Regions from separate parts of the Homo sapiens genome. Here regions 1, 2, 3 and 5 are each linked to region 4. A link is a contact called in ENCODE Hi-C or POLR2A ChIA-PET data. All regions are on one chromosome and are shown on one strand. Each heading gives the region's core, a stretch centred on a gene start or an enhancer-like site at or near the end of the contact. The rest is flanking DNA. Distances are from core to core; before and after follow the strand shown.

Region 1 (3,196 bases), core at 585-3,084, 420 kb after region 4:
CTGAGCAACATGTGGATAGGAAATTCATGTGAGTTTAAACCATAAAGAACAATAAGGGAATAATTAAGGTAAAAGTAAGGATAGTGGCTAACTCTGAAGAGAGGGACAAAGGAGGTATAAGCAATCAGGTAGGGAAACCGGGGGCCTTAGGGATATTGATAATATTCTGTTTCTTTAAATGGTGGCATTCACTGATCTTATTCTTAAAATATATATTCATCTTTTATATAAATTTTATGTCAAAAGTATAATAACTGAGCAGAATAATTGGTAAGAAGTATTGAGTAATTATTGTCTTGAGTTTTTTCCCTTCATTCTTGACTGATAGTTTGGCAATTGATTATAGATAATGAATTATACACAGTCATGCACCACATAATGTTTTGGACAACGACAGACTGCAGATACAACAGGGGGTAAGATTATAAGGGAGCTGAGAAACTCCTGTGGCATAGTGGCATGTGGCAGCTGTCTTAACATAGCACAGTGTGTTATCTTTTCTATCTTTAGATATATTTAGACACACAAATACTTATCGTGTTACAATTGCCTACAGTATTCAATACAGTAACGTGCTGTATATGTTTGTAGCCTAGGAGCAATAGGCTAAACCATATAGCCTAGGTGTGTAGTAGGCTATACCATCTAGGTTTGTGGAAGTACACTCTATGTTGTTTGCACAATGACAAAATCACCTCAGCAACACGTGATTGACTGTATTTAATTGTATTAAAAATGTTTGTTGTAGAAAAAAATGGAAAAAATGAAGTTTGTCGTCTTAACTTTTTCTAAGTTCAATTGTTATCATTTTTACCTCCCAGTCGTTTTTAGCAGTTTTAAGTATATTCAAATTGTTGTGTGACTGATCTCCAGAATGTTTTCATCTTGCAGAAGTGAAACTTTTGATTCATTAAACAACTCCCCCTTTCCCCCTCCCCCAAGGCTCTGACAACCACCGTTCTACTTTCTGTTTCTGTGAATAGGTTCCATGAATCTGACTACTCTAGATACCTCATGTAAGAGGAATAATACAGTACAGTAGACTCCCCTTACTTGTGGTTCCACTTTTTGCAGTTTGTTACCTGCTGTCAACTGTGGTTTGAAAATATTAAATAAAAATTTCCAGAAATAAACAATTTGTAAGTTTTAAATTGGGTGACATTCTTTGTAGTGTGATGAAATCTTGTCCCATTCAGCCCAGGATGTGAATCATTCCTTTGTCCAGCATAGCCCTTCCGCATATGCTACCTGACTGGTAGGCACCTAGTAGCCATCTCAGTGATCAGATCACCTGTCCAGGTATTGCAGCGTTTGTTTTCAAGTAACCCTTATTTTACTTAATAATGGCCCCAAAGTACAAGAGCAGTGATGCTGGCATATTGTTATAATTGTACTATTTTATTATTAGTTATTAATCTCTTACTGTGCCTAATTTATAAATTAAACTTTATTGTAGGTATGTATGTACAGGAAGAAACATCATATATATAGGCATCATTAATACCCTTGGTTTCAGGCATCCACAGGGATCTTGGAATGTATCCCCTGACGATAAGGGAAGACTCTTACACTTGTCTTTTGTGACTGGATTATTTCACTTAGCATAGTGTGTCCAAGATTTATCTGTATTGTAGGATGTGGTCAGAATTTCTTTCCTTCTTAAGTCTAAATAATATTCCATTGTATGTGTATTAGTCTGTTTTCACACTGCTGATAAGCACATACCTGAGATCGGCTAATTTACAAGAGAATGAGTTTTAATGGACTTACAGTTCCTCGTGGCTCGGGGGGCCTCACAATCATGGTGGAAGGCAAGGAGGAGCAAGTTACATTTTACGTGGATGGCAGCAGGCAGAGAGAGAGCGAGCTTGTGTGGGGAAACTCCCCCTTATAAAACCATCAGATCTCATAAGACTTATTCATTATCATGAGAACAGCATAGGAAAGATCTGTTCCCATGATTCAGTTACCTCCCACTGGGTCCCTCCCACAACACGTGGGGAATTCAAGAAGAGATTTCAGTGGGGACACAGTCAAACCATATCAGTATGTATATACCACATTATGTTTATCCATTATCTGCTGGTCAACACCTACGTTATTTCCACCACTTGGCTATTGTGAATAGTGCTGCTACAAACATAGGTGGGCAAGTAAGTCTTTGAGATCTTGCTTTCTTTTGAATAGAGACCCAGATGTAGAATTCCTGGATCATACGGCAATTCTATTTTATTTTATTTTTTTTGAGGGTTATCTTTTATAGTGGCGGTACAATTTTACATTCCCACCAACACTATTTTTCCCATCCTTGGTAATTTTTTCCTGTCCTTACCAACATTTAACTTCCATTTTTTTTTTTTTTTCTGATAGTAGAATTCCTAATGGGCGTGAGGTGATATCCATTGGGGTTTTGATTTGCGTTTTCCTAATGATTAGTAATGTTGGGTCCCTTTGCATATACGTGGTCATTTATATATCATCTTTGGAGAAATGTTTATTCAAAGGATTTGTCTGTTTTAAAAGCTTGGGCTGTTTTCTTGTTAAAGGCATTTTTTTTTATATTCTGGATATTAACCTCTTATCAGATACATGATTTGCAAATATTTTCTCCCATTCTGTAGGCTGCATTTTCACTCTGTGGATTGTGCCCTTTGCACAGAAGCTTTTACTTTTGTTGCCTATGCTTTTGTTGTTATATCCAAGAAATCCTTGCCAAATCCAATGTCATGAAGATTTTCCCCTATTTTTCCTTGTATGCTTTACAGTTCAGATCTTTTAGGTCTTTGATCTACTTTGAGTTAAATTTTGAATGTGATGTAAGGTAAGGGTCCAACTACATTCTTTTGCCTGTGGATATTCAGTTTTCTCAACACCATTTGTTGAAGAAACTGTCCTTTCTCCATTGAATGGTCCTGGCATCCTTGTTGAAAATCTTTCGGAGATTAAGAATTATGTATATATGTTTAGCACCTTGAAGACTTCGTTCAGCTGTTTCCAGCTTTCAGTTTTTGAAGAGTCAGCTTTCAGTTTCATTGTTCTACTTTTCTAGTTGCTTTAAAGATCTTTTAAAATTGTTTTTGGTTTACTATGAGTCTAGGTGTGGATTTCTTTCTATTAACCTGGCTTAAGATGTTCTGGGATACCTAAGTCTTTGGATGGGTGTCTTTTGTCAGCTCCCCATCAATATTTCGTCTGT
Region 2 (2,985 bases), core at 55-2,554, 360 kb after region 4:
GTTTACAAACTTGAAAAGCTTCCTTAGGGTATTCCTTTATACAACTTAAATGTGTTGGAAACCATGTAAATGAACAGGATGCTCTCTTCAAATTTAGGACTTCCTTGGAAAAGCCATATGGAATAGTGTGTTTCAAAAAACTGACTTGTTTTTTTTCTCTTGCCCATTAGAATATCCCACTGTAATATGCTGCATTACTTTAATAAGGGTCAAATCAGAAGTCGATTGTATTCTTGTTTCATTTTTGCACAGAACAATTTTGGATAGTAGGATTAATTCTGGTTTTCTGTGGTGTTTGGCTGTTTACTGGGGGAATTTGTTGATAATGTTTTAAAAGTATACGTTAGTGTTTAACTCTCATTCATACCAGTGATGTGTTTGGAAATAATAATGTGATTCACTTACTGTTACCCTTAGAATTCTAATCAAACTTATTTTAATACCATATGGAGAGTCATGGGTTGCAGATTGTAATATAATCAAGGGAAAACAAGATTTTTAATAATCCAATTGCATTTGTCAACGGCTCAACTTATTGGTGCAGAACAGTGCACAGGACTGTAATAAGTGGTACTATTTGGTAAGGGGAAGAAGAAGCTAAAAGCAATGTTTCCTATGACATATCAAAAGGTATTTTTAAACATTATATCTATGACTACTTATCTATATAAATTCTTACTCTATGTAATATTTTACTGGAAAGAAAGTTAATGTGGTATAATAAAGTTTAGTATTTAATAAAGTAATGTAATTAAAGTAATATAATAAAATTTAGTATTTGTTAAAGTAGTTATCTTAATGGAAACCACTTATAGAAAATAACTATAGTAGGCATTTTGATCCCAATGTTATAAAGTGACTTATCCAAAATATGTAAGATTGCATTAAACTTTTGTAAGTGGTCCCCAAAATTTCAAGAAACAAATGTGTGAATTGAAGAGAAGTCACTGTATTTTTCTGGGGAAAACTTATATAATTCTTAGAAATGTCAATTTGACTGTATTGACAAAGCTTGCTTCTTTCCTCACATAGTTTATCTTATTGTGGAGCCTGTCAACTAGGAAGAGGTGAAGACTAGACTGCAATGCAGTAAGATAAGGCATTTCTTGGGGTCTTAGGAATTGCAATTTGAGGGACAGACTGAGCTAGAAACTAAACTGTGTTCTGAAGAGAGGTAGGATGGTACAGATTTGTAAAAGGATGCTGAAGGTAATCACAAGTTGTTTTGAAAGATATCACTGGTGACAGTGGTTGGTTTAGTACATGAGTCCACAGTTCATTGGTTGTCACTGTTTAGGAGTTGCAGCATTGGTGAAATTCGGCTGTTTTCCAGGATGTTGTGGTCATGGCGGTGTGACCCAGTTCAAATGTTAAAGACAAGTTCCTGTTTTGCAAGGTTTCAGGTCACGCAGGTAGTTCTTAGAATGGCTTCCTGACTGCATTTCAAGGCTCTAAACCACTTTGTATATCACATTTCACAAGCCTAATGATAACCTGAAAAAGAGAACCAGGTCTCTTTTTCTTAGCATAATAAAGACCAAGGGAGATCAATATTTATTAAATCATAAGCTCCAAGATATTATACTACACAGCACTACATAAGGGAAAAATGATGAATCAAGCATAATGGTTGTCGTAAAATAGGTACAAAAGGAAATAACAATATATGTTAAATAATGTAATTTACAGCTAAAGGCACAAGAGAAGAAATGTCTTTGGGCAATTGTAAATTATAATTAATAGTCAATTAAATTCTTCAGATAATTTCCTATTTAATTCTTGTGGATGGGCCACTCAGATTTGCAGCCCTAGTTGTGAGAACCTTCCTAAATCTTTGCCCCATTTGAGGTATGAGAAGGTAAGATTAGTATTTTCCCATTTATGGAGTTAACTAAATAATCACATAGAAACAGAATAGAATGGTGTTTAGCAATGGCTGGGGAAAGGAGGAAATCGGGAGTTGTTCAATAGATATAAATTTTTAGTTATACCAGATGAATAAGTTCTAGAGATGTGCTGTATATCACAGTGCCTATAGTTAACAATATTGTTCACTTAAAATTTTTAAGAGGGTTGATCTCATGTTATTTTTAGCACAAAAACCCTCCAAACAAAAACAACAAAAAACAAGGGCATTTAGAAATGTTTGGAAGTGATGAATGTTTATTATCTTGATTGTGGTGATGGTTTCATGGGTGGGTACATATGTGAAGTTGTATCAAGTTGTATACATTAAGCAGGTGCAATATTTTGTACATCAACGACAAAATATATTCATTCTTGCCATAGGCTGCAAGGAGTGGGGGAGATAGGAGATGGAAGAGATTGCTAATGGGTACAGGGTTTCTTTTTTGCATGATGAAAATGGTCTAAAATTGATTGTGGTGATGGTTGTCCAACTCTGTAAATATACTAAAAACCATTTAACTGTATACCTTAAATGAGTGAATTTTATGGGATGTAAATTGTTAATAAAGCCATTTAAAAAAGTAGATTTCTGTGTATTCTGCTGTGTGGCTGAATGAAGCTTCTGTTCTTTGTGATAGATGACAAAAGCCAGCCATAAAGACTGGTTTCAATCATTTAGAATTTTCATGTTATTGTTTTGATATCTAGGAATTGTGGGGGAAATCTGCTATCTTTGCCTGTTTGGTAGCAGGACCTGATTTCTCTCTGGAAGATTATAACCTTGCTGGGTCTTGGTCCATGTGGTTTGGATAGCACAGGGCCACCTCCAACTCCTGGCCTGGCTAAATCAGAGTCCTCCGTGGATATTTACTGAATGTGTCAGGAAAAGGTGTCCTCCCTCTACTGAGGCTGCTGAACTGGTAATCTGTGGAGCTTGAAGTTGTCATTAACATCTTTCTCACCTTGTTGGGAAAGCCCAGTTGAAGTATAATAAGCACATAGAAGAGGGGAGAGATAAGCTGTCTCTGTGGCATATGGAGCCCCTTGATCTACCACTCCTGGGCTTACTAAATACAG
Region 3 (2,781 bases), core at 157-2,656, 290 kb after region 4:
AAAATCATCTATGATTTGTTTGGAGATAGGTTAGAGGTGACAAACACCATCTGTGATGGTAAGTTTTATGTGTTAATATGACTAGGCCATGGGATGCCCTGATGTCTGTTTAGATGTTATTTCTAGGTATGTCTATGAGGATGTTTCTGGGAGAGATTGACATTTAAACTGGTAAATTAAGTAAAGCAGATGGCCCTCCCCAAAGAGCATCATTCAATTCTTTGAGCGCCTGAAAATAACTGGATGGGCATCATCCAATTTTTTTATGTTTTGACAATGTCTAGTTCTGTCACCCAGGCTGGAGTGCAGTGGGGTGATCTCTGCTCACTGTACAACCTCTGCTTCCCGTTCAAGCAATTCTCCTGCCTCAGCCTCCCGAGTAGCTGAGACTATAGGCGCACGCTGCCACGCCTGGCTAAGTTTTTGTATTTTAGTAGAGAAGGGGTTTCACCGTGTTGCCAGACTGGTCTCGAACTCTGAGCTCAGGCAATCCGCCTGCCTCGGCCTCCCAAAGTGCTAGGATTACAGGTGTGAGCCACCGCACCTGGTCGGGCATCATCCAATTCTTTGAACACCTGAAAAGAACAAAAAGGCAGAGGAAGATTGGATTTGTGCTCTCCTCTGCCTGTCTGCTTGAATTGGACGTCAGTCTTCTGTCCTCGGTGCTCCTTGTTCTTAAGCCTTCAGGCTGGGTCCGGAGTCTACATCATCGGTCCTCTGGCTCTCAGGCCTTTGAACTACACCACAGGCTTTTCTGGGTCTACGGCTTGCAGATGTCAGATCATAGGACTTCTCAGCCTCTGTAATCAGTGAGTCAATAACTTATTGATATAAGTTATCTCTATAACCGTCTGTCTATCTATCGATCTATCTATCTATCTATCTATCTATCTATCTATCTATCTATCTATCCATCCATCCATCCATCATCTGTCTATCTCTCTATCTACCTAATCTCTATAGGTTCTGTTTCTCTGGAGAATCCTAATTCACCATTTAAATATACACTTGCTAGATATAGGAACATTAGTTTGTATTTGGAACATTTAGATAGTTATCCATATATCAACAAAGTTGTTATAGTGATCAAGGCAGCAGTGAGCCTCCTATTTTCTTCTCTGTCAGACGTTTTGTCCTACCAAACCCATGGCTGGAATTGCTCCAAAAGTGGCGGCAGGGGAATTTCTGCAGGGAAGTTCCCCAAACCATCCAGAGATGGGGCTGGTTAAGATTCTAAAGAAAGAAGCACTAAACGCCAGGGTGATGAATCTAAGGAATTTATTAGGGGAACTTACAGAGCGCTGCTCCAGTCCTTGTGGCGGACAGTGAGAGAAAGGGGCTGTTCTACCTAGGTATGTCTGAAATGAGGGAGTCATGTAGGAAGTTTTTATCAAGGGTTGAGGAATTTGGCTCAGGGCCCGGGGCCAGTTTCTTTTAGTGTTTTGAGCAACAACCTAGATAACTTTTTCAGTGTCTGGAAATGTTCAAGGCCGTGGTTTCGGTTCAAGCCTGCTGGAAAAAACTGCAGCTGGCGAGGTCACAGAGCAGCCAAGGCACTTCATGATTTGGGGTCAGGACATAGAAAGAAAGGGTGAGGGTGAGTCTGGGGGAACCTGCACAGAAGTAACAGGTTTATCTAAATGGTATATGTAATATAATGTAAATTATATGTATTTTTTGTTATAGTTACATTTTTATAGCACACACATATATGTAGACTTCATGTTTTTTTTAAGGTTAAAGACTTATGATAGTTGGTAGTAAGCTAATTTTTTCATCTTCTTTCCCTGTATTATGTGGAAGAGATTCTTTAGCAATCAATCTTTTAAGATATGGACTCCTTTTTAAAAACACACAATAAAATATCATTTTCCTAGAATCATTCAACTTCTCACTTCTTAATTCATATCCCATTTTCCTCCCAAACAATAAAAAAATTCACATAATATCGTCTGGCAATAATTTCTTGGAAGGCCTTTCATCATGGAAAAATGCCTTCAGTTTGGGTAGGTGCAGTGGTACAAATAACATTTGATTTCAGGGTGACCAGAAAACTATCAAACTAAATTGGCTGCTTATTGAAAAACACTCCTTGTATAATCTTTTTTCCTTACCTATAATCTTGTATTGGCAATGGCATAAGTACTGTGAAAGTTCTTCACAGTTTTCAAGCCTTTTGTTCTTAGGACACCTTTAGACTCTTAAAAATTATTGAGGCCCCTGAAGAGCTTTTGTTTATGTGTGTTATACCTAAGTATGTTTAGTAGATTCAAACTAAAAACTGAGAATATCTAAAAATATGTATTGATAATTTATTTTAAAAAATCCCATTACATGTTAAAATAAATAACATTTTAATAAAAATCTTATTTTCCAAAACTAAAAAAAAAAAAAAAAAGAAAAAACACTTTAGTTAGACGAGTGGCATTGTTTCACATTTTTGCAAGTTCCTTTAATGTCCGGATTAACTGAAGACAGCTAGATTCTGATATCTGTTTCTGCGTTCAATTTCTTGCAATATCACTGATCATGGAGCCTCTGAAAAACTTCGCTATATGCTGATGAAAGAATGAAAATAGAACAGTCAAATAGTATCTTAGTATGATTATGAAAATAGTTTTCACCTCATGGACTCCCTGAAAAGGTCTTAAGGACCCACAGGGGTTCCAGGCCATACTTTGTGAACCACTGTGATAGATTATACAAATGTGGCTATCCTTATACATCTTTATTGTAGAATAAAAACATTCATGAGAACCATTATTGCAGAGTGGTATAGGA
Region 4 (3,028 bases), core at 507-3,006:
TGTTAAAAGCAACAACTTACTAATGACTTATCTTACCACTTTTTAAAATTCATTAACCTAAAAAACATAATTTCTCTGAAAAGAGAGACTTTAATCATTATTTGAGTATGAAATAAAATTAAGTATCGTTTGAAGGGACTATAGTCGAGCCTCCTAATCATGAAATCTTGGCTTCCTTGAGCTTATCTTTCCATTCATTACTTCAACATTTATTAGAAGCCTCTATCCATGTATTAACTCGATATTTACTAGGAGCTTCCATCAATTTATTGAATTCATCCATTTATTACTAATATGTACCAAATAATGTTAGACAGTAGGATATGAGGACACAGATCTATGGTGTTTCAGTTTTGTGGATGCAGGCAAATAAACTATAAAGGGAAGTAATATGGTACTGAGTGCTCTGACACAGGTATGAATAGAGAATGTGGGGATAGGTAATTGTAGCCATTTCTTTATAATGTGTGTGCTTGGGGTGAGATTCAGGAGAATACTACGGGGTGAAAACATTGGTGGAACAGAAAAAAATTTCACAAACTAACAGTTGCAGAATGGCTACAGATCATATCGGAAATGAACCACACACTTCTGTATCTGTAGTCCTCTGCGTTGTGAAAAGATTGACTTTTTTCAAAACAGGTCAAGGAATTTGGTTATGTCAAACACAAAGTTGCCTCTTTTTTCCTTCTGACATGGTAAAAGAAAAAAAACAATCCCATAGGATGTGTTTGGTTGGCCATAGTATATTGAACTTATCTTAACCGTCTCAAAACGCATGTCAAGGACACCACTGAGACTTCTGAGTACCATTTAAAAAATTGGGTAGTCTGGAAGTGTTCTAAATTGGACCGTTTGGGGTTTCTGTTAGGGCAACTTTCCCATTTACATCTTGGAACACAGCCTTTTGAATATAGCCCTTCGGGATTGGCGGGGAGAAGGGACCGCGATGGAAAAAGTCATCATCCAAAGAATGAAGAGGGAGGATCCAACATTTAGGATATTTTATTGACTTGCTAGGCGCGTTTACCTTATCTTCGTATTAACCCCATTTTCTTCATTAACCAATTGATGCTGTGAGAAGCTATGTAACTTGACGAGCAGTGCCCAGAACTGTTTTTTTTTTTTTCTGGACTCGGTCTTTTCCACTCAAAACCAACAAAAAACCAAAACTCGTTCTTTTCCACATCAAAAGCAAACAAAAAACCCCAACCCCAACCCCAAGAGCCCCACTCTTTCAAAAGGGCTTCTCCGGATCACTAAGTCCTAGAGGTCTTTGGCTAGGCCTGGGTCCGATCTAAATAGGAAGGTAATTCTAGTGTTCCGCAAATCCTTGCCGAATTCCATCCCGGCCAAAGCAGGGACCCGGGGGAGCCTCTGGTCGCACCCGAGACAGTTCGTTAAATACTCAGTGCACGTGCTGGGGATGGAAGTGCTGACCCACTGCTCAGGTACGCGCGCACCTGACGCCGCTTGGTGCGCGCCGCGGGGTACTGGGTACGTGCTCCGCGCGCGCGCGCCCGGCAAAGTTCCCCGTACGTGCGCCGTACGTGGGCGCGGTGCCCCAGCGCTCAGCGTTTCAGCGAGTGAGTGGGCTCCGTGCCCAGCTGAAGTCTGGGAGGGGCACTTTTCCAGGCGGTCGCGGCTCCCCCTGGCGGCGGATGTGCCTCGCTGGAGGGGCGCAGTCAGGCGTTCTCCGCGGGCAGCCGGCGGCGGGGCCTTGCCTTACAGCGCGGGGTCCTCGGCGGCCTGGGTGGCTACTGCCCCTGCTGCTGTCGTAGGCGAGGACGGCTGTTAGTGCTGCTGCTGTTGGTTCGTCGCGGCGGCGAAGGAGGAGGAGGAAGAGGGCGAGGCGACAAGAGAAGAAGGAGGCAGGCGCGGCGGCAGCGGCGGCGCCCCGAGCCGGCGGAGGCGAGGGGGGGGAAGATGGCGGACGTGCTTAGCGTCCTGCGACAGTACAACATCCAGAAGAAGGAGATTGTGGTGAAGGGAGACGAAGTGATCTTCGGGGAGTTCTCCTGGCCCAAGAATGTGAAGACCAACTATGTTGTTTGGGGGTAAGTCCGGCATGGCTGTGGCCCAGGGGTGGCAGGGCAGAGTTGGGCGCCCCCAGGCGACCTCTTTCTTAACCCCTCCCCCCGTTTCCCCTGGGGATGGGATAAAACGGGTGTTCGGGGAAAAGAAAGTTTCTCTCTAGAGCAGAAGTTGCACTTTTAGGGTAAGGAAAGAAGGGGCGGAGCTCTAGAGCAGTTCATCACTTAAAATTTTTGAGAAGCCCAAAGGAAAGGTACCGTGGGAGTTTCTGACTTTTACAGTTAATTTTTATCAGTAGGTATGTGTACCAGCGAAGTGTGGGACTGGTGCGCAAGGGATACCTGAACATAGGTGCACAAAGGAGCACACCGTCTGGTGCCGTAGACGCCTCTTTTTGTTCTTTATTTTTTTTTTCTCTTTTCCAGGCTGCTATGTAACTATCTCCGCTGGTCTTTGCAACTCCTGGTTTATTTCATCTCCTTTCATTGTTGGGGTGGGGGTGATTCCTGTAGAAGAGAAAAGGGAATCAACCCTGAAGTTAGGACCGGAAAGAAATTTGGTGAATTTGGAAGAGTCATAAAAGTCTGTGTTAGAGAGGTCTTCAGGAGTTGGTGAAATGAGTGAGCTTTACAGATCTAAGAAATAGATGGTGCGTGTGATTTTTCGGAAGTGTATTTTAAAGGGAAATGTTTGGGAATGTTGGTCCATGTGAAGTTTTATCAGTTTAAGTCATTCAGGAAAACTTCTAGAGACGGCTCTAACAGTCATTAGGGGCCTTTTTAATGATGTCACTGTCATTGGTGCATCGCTTCTAGAATTAGAACCTTGAGCTACAACTTCCCTACTCATTTTGTTTCTTTGAATGGAAGCTTTATGAAGAGTCGATGAAAAACTAGGGAAATTTAGTTTGTTGGTTGGTATTTATTTATTTATTTTTGAGAGGGAGTCTTGCTCTGTCGCCCAGGCTGGAGTGCAGTGGCGCGATCTTGGCTCA
Region 5 (2,836 bases), core at 200-2,699, 320 kb after region 4:
GGAAATTTTCTAATATTATCCCTTTGATTAAACTTTCTACGTCTTTCTCTCTACCTTCTCTTTAAGGCCAATAACTCTTAGATTTGTCCTTTTGGGGCTATCTTCTAGATCTTGTAGTTGTGCTTTGTTGTTTCTTATTCTTTTTTCTTTTGTTTCCTCTCACAGTGTATTTTCAAATAGCCTGTCTTCAAGCTCACTAATTTTCCTTTACCAAGTGAACTACTTGACTTGATCAATTCTGTTGTTAAGAGACTGATGCGTTCTTCAGCATGTAAACTACATTTTTCAGCTCTAGAATTTTTGTTTGATTCTTTTTAATTATTTAAATCTGTTAAATTTTTTTATTTTTTTTATTTTTATTTTTATTTTTTTTATTTTTTATTGATCATTCTTGGGTGTTTCTCGCAGAAGGGGATTTGGCAGGGTCATAGGACAATAGTGGAGGGAAGGTCAGCAGATAAACAAGTGAACAAAGGTCTCTGGTTTTCCTAGGCAGAGGACCCTGCGGCCTTCCGCAGTGTTTGTGTCTCTGGGTACTTGAGATTAGGGAGTGGTGATGACTCTTAATGAGCATGCTGCCTTCAAGCATCTGTTTAACAAAGCAGATCTTGCTCCGCCCTTAATCCATTTAACTCTGAGTGGACACAGCACATGTTTCACATGTGCTGAGCACAGGGTTGGGGGCAAGGTCATAGATCAACAGCATCCCAAGGCAGAAGAATCTTTCTTAGTACAGAACAAAAATGGAGTCTCCTATGTCTACTTCTTTCTACACAGACACAGCAACAATCTGATTTCTCTATCTTTTCCCCACATTTCCCCCTTTTCTATTCCACAAAACTGCCATCGTCATCATGGCCCGTTCTCAATGAGCTGTTGGGTACACCTCCCAGACGGGGTGGCGGCCGGGCAGAGGGGCTCCTCACTTCCCAGCAGGGGTGGCCGGGCAGAGGCACCCCCTACCTCCTGGACGGGGCAGTGGCCGGGCGGAGGCGTCCCTCTCCTCCCTCCCGGACGGGGTGGCTGGCTGGGTGGGGGCTGCCCCCCACCTCCCTCCCGGACGGGGCGGCTGGCCGGGCGGGGGGCTGCCCCCCACCTCCCTCCTGGATGGGGCAGCTGGTCGGGCGGGGGCTGCCCCCCACCTCCCTCCTGGATGGGGTGTTAAATTTATCTGATAGAATTCTTAATTACTTTTCTGTGTTATCTTGAATTTCTTTGAGTTCCCTCAACACAGCAATTTTGAATTCTGTGTCTGAAAGGTCATATATTTCTGTTTCTCCAGGATTGGTCCCTGGTGCCTTATTTAGTTCATCTGGTAAGGTCATGTTTTCCTGGATGATGTTGATACTTGTAGATGTTTGCATCTGGGCATTGAAGAATTAGCTATTTACTTTAGTATTCACAGTCTGGGCTTGTTTATGCCTGTCCTTCTTGGGAAGTCCCTCCAGGTATTTGAAAGAAACTTGGGCCCCAAGCCCAATAACACTGTGGTTTTTGCAAACTTGTAGAGGTACTACCTTGTGGTCTTGTATAACAGTCAGAAGAATTCTCTAGATTACCAGAGAGAGACTCTGGTTCTTTTCCCTTACTTTTTCTCAAACAAATGGGGTCTCTTTCTGTGTGCTGAGACACATGAATTGGGGGGTGTGGTGATGCAAACACCCTGTGGCGACCACCAGTGAACTATGCTGGGTCAGACCTGAAGCCAGCATGGCACTGGGTCTTGCCTAAGACCCTTCCTTTCAGGGCAGGGAGTTCCCCCAGGCCCCATGCATGTCCAGAGATGTTGTCTGGGAGCCTGGGATTGGAGTCAAAAACCTTAGCAATTTACCTGATGTTTTATTTTCCTGCAGCTAAATTGGCACTCAAACTGTGATACAAAGTCCTTCCTATTCTTTCCTCCCCTTTCCACAGGCAGAGGAGCCTCTCTTTGTGGCAATTAGCACTACTGGTTCACAAGGGTTCTACCAGGCCACCGTCTATGTTCACTTAAAGCCCAAGGGCTCTTCCATCAGCTTGTGGTGAATGCTGCCAGGCCTGGGACTTACCTTTCAGGACAGTGGGTTCCCCTCTGACCCACGGCAAGTGTAGAAATGCTGTCCAAGAGCCTAGGCCTGGATGCCAGGACCCCACAAATCTATTTTTTTCAAACATCTTTTTCTTGTAGATTTTAAAATACTACTGTATTCATTACATGTTTATTATATACTCATCCTGTGCTTTAGAGATGTAACAAGAGTTTTCATTTACTAAGCACTTGTTACATGCCAGGGGCTTTGTATATATTATTTTATTTAACACAACAATCTATTGAAGTAGCTAATATTATCTCCATTTCTCATATGAGGAAATTGAGGTTTAGAGAGTTTCAGTCCTTGTAAACTGTGGTCATACAATAACTATATATTAGAGGTGAGACTCAACCCAATGACCAACTGTAAACTTGTGTTCTTTGACGCTTTAGCAGGGTCTTAGAAAACCTTTGTGATAGTTAATTTTATGTGTCAACTTGACTTGGCAAAGGGGTGCCAAGACAGCTGGTTAGACATTATCTCTTGGAGTGTCTGTGAGGGGATTTCTGGAAGAGATTAGCATTTGAATTTGTAGATTGACTAATTTGTCTCATCTGTTAAAGGCCCAAACAGAAGAAAAAGGCAGAAAAGCACATTTACTTTCTCTTTTCTTGAGCTGGGACATCCATCTTCTCCTATCTTTGAAGTGCTCCTCGTTCTTAGGACTTCAGATTTGGACTGGGCTTTTGTGGTTCTCCAGCAAACAGACAGCAGGTAGTGTGAGCCAGTTCCAATAATAAGTTTCCTCTTATATGTCTATATAT

The links. A loop is a pair of places that touch in the nucleus more often than their neighbours do. ChIA-PET counts read pairs that join two places held with the same protein, here RNA polymerase II (POLR2A). Pooled maps may share reads with other maps.
Region 1: a map of B cell shows a loop between it and region 4 (4-fold over the local background). The contact joins the enhancer-like site here to the promoter of CDC73 in region 4. A Hi-C loop is called at or near these places in 1 of 168 maps with a recorded cell type or tissue (B cell), 5 of 37 single-sample maps with no recorded cell type and 13 of 50 pooled maps.
Region 2: a map of naive thymus-derived CD4-positive, alpha-beta T cell shows a loop between it and region 4 (4-fold over the local background). The contact joins the enhancer-like site here to the promoter of CDC73 in region 4. A Hi-C loop is called at or near these places in 1 of 168 maps with a recorded cell type or tissue (naive thymus-derived CD4-positive, alpha-beta T cell), 1 of 37 single-sample maps with no recorded cell type and 11 of 50 pooled maps. POLR2A ChIA-PET finds 5 or more read pairs at or near these places in 1 of 52 experiments (PC-9).
Region 3: a loop to region 4 is called in a pooled map, with 2.4 times the contacts of the local background. The contact joins the enhancer-like site here to the promoter of CDC73 in region 4. A Hi-C loop is called at or near these places in 5 of 50 pooled maps. POLR2A ChIA-PET finds 5 or more read pairs at or near these places in 3 of 52 experiments (WTC11 and activated CD4-positive, alpha-beta T cell).
Region 5: a pooled map shows a loop between it and region 4 (2.3-fold over the local background). The contact joins the enhancer-like site here to the promoter of CDC73 in region 4. A Hi-C loop is called at or near these places in 1 of 50 pooled maps. POLR2A ChIA-PET finds 5 or more read pairs at or near these places in 2 of 52 experiments (activated T-cell and activated naive CD4-positive, alpha-beta T cell).

Annotation. Positions count from the first base shown.
Region 1 is chr1:193,536,922-193,540,117 of GRCh38, forward strand. The region is part of intron 3 of LOC124904475 (a long non-coding RNA gene); the gene reads left to right. Among named protein-coding and RNA genes, the nearest start is that of LINC01031, 230 kb to the left of the region's middle. RefSeq lists an enhancer at 2,934-3,143. Within about 2 kb of position 1,835, at least 9 of the 41 ENCODE cell types and tissues checked have a DNase peak (open chromatin) inside an H3K27ac peak, as active enhancers do; they include B cell, where a contact is called at or near this core.
Region 2 is chr1:193,478,112-193,481,096 of GRCh38, forward strand. The region is part of intron 3 of LOC124904475 (a long non-coding RNA gene); the gene reads left to right. Among named protein-coding and RNA genes, the nearest start is that of LINC01031, 170 kb to the left of the region's middle. Within about 2 kb of position 1,305, at least 5 of the 41 ENCODE cell types and tissues checked have a DNase peak (open chromatin) inside an H3K27ac peak, as active enhancers do.
Region 3 is chr1:193,407,710-193,410,490 of GRCh38, forward strand. No RefSeq gene overlaps it. Among named protein-coding and RNA genes, the nearest start is that of LINC01031, 100 kb to the left of the region's middle. Within about 2 kb of position 1,407, at least 17 of the 41 ENCODE cell types and tissues checked have a DNase peak (open chromatin) inside an H3K27ac peak, as active enhancers do.
Region 4 is chr1:193,120,275-193,123,302 of GRCh38, forward strand. CDC73 (cell division cycle 73) reads left to right here and starts at 1,757. Exons shown (of 17, transcript NM_024529.5): 1 at 1,757-2,057. The coding sequence starts at 1,927. RefSeq lists enhancers at 1,254-1,900, 1,805-1,874, 1,901-2,545, 2,145-2,194 and a silencer at 1,565-1,644.
Region 5 is chr1:193,436,527-193,439,362 of GRCh38, forward strand. No RefSeq gene overlaps it. Among named protein-coding and RNA genes, the nearest start is that of LINC01031, 130 kb to the left of the region's middle. RefSeq lists an enhancer at 1,345-1,404. Within about 2 kb of position 1,450, at least 2 of the 41 ENCODE cell types and tissues checked have a DNase peak (open chromatin) inside an H3K27ac peak, as active enhancers do.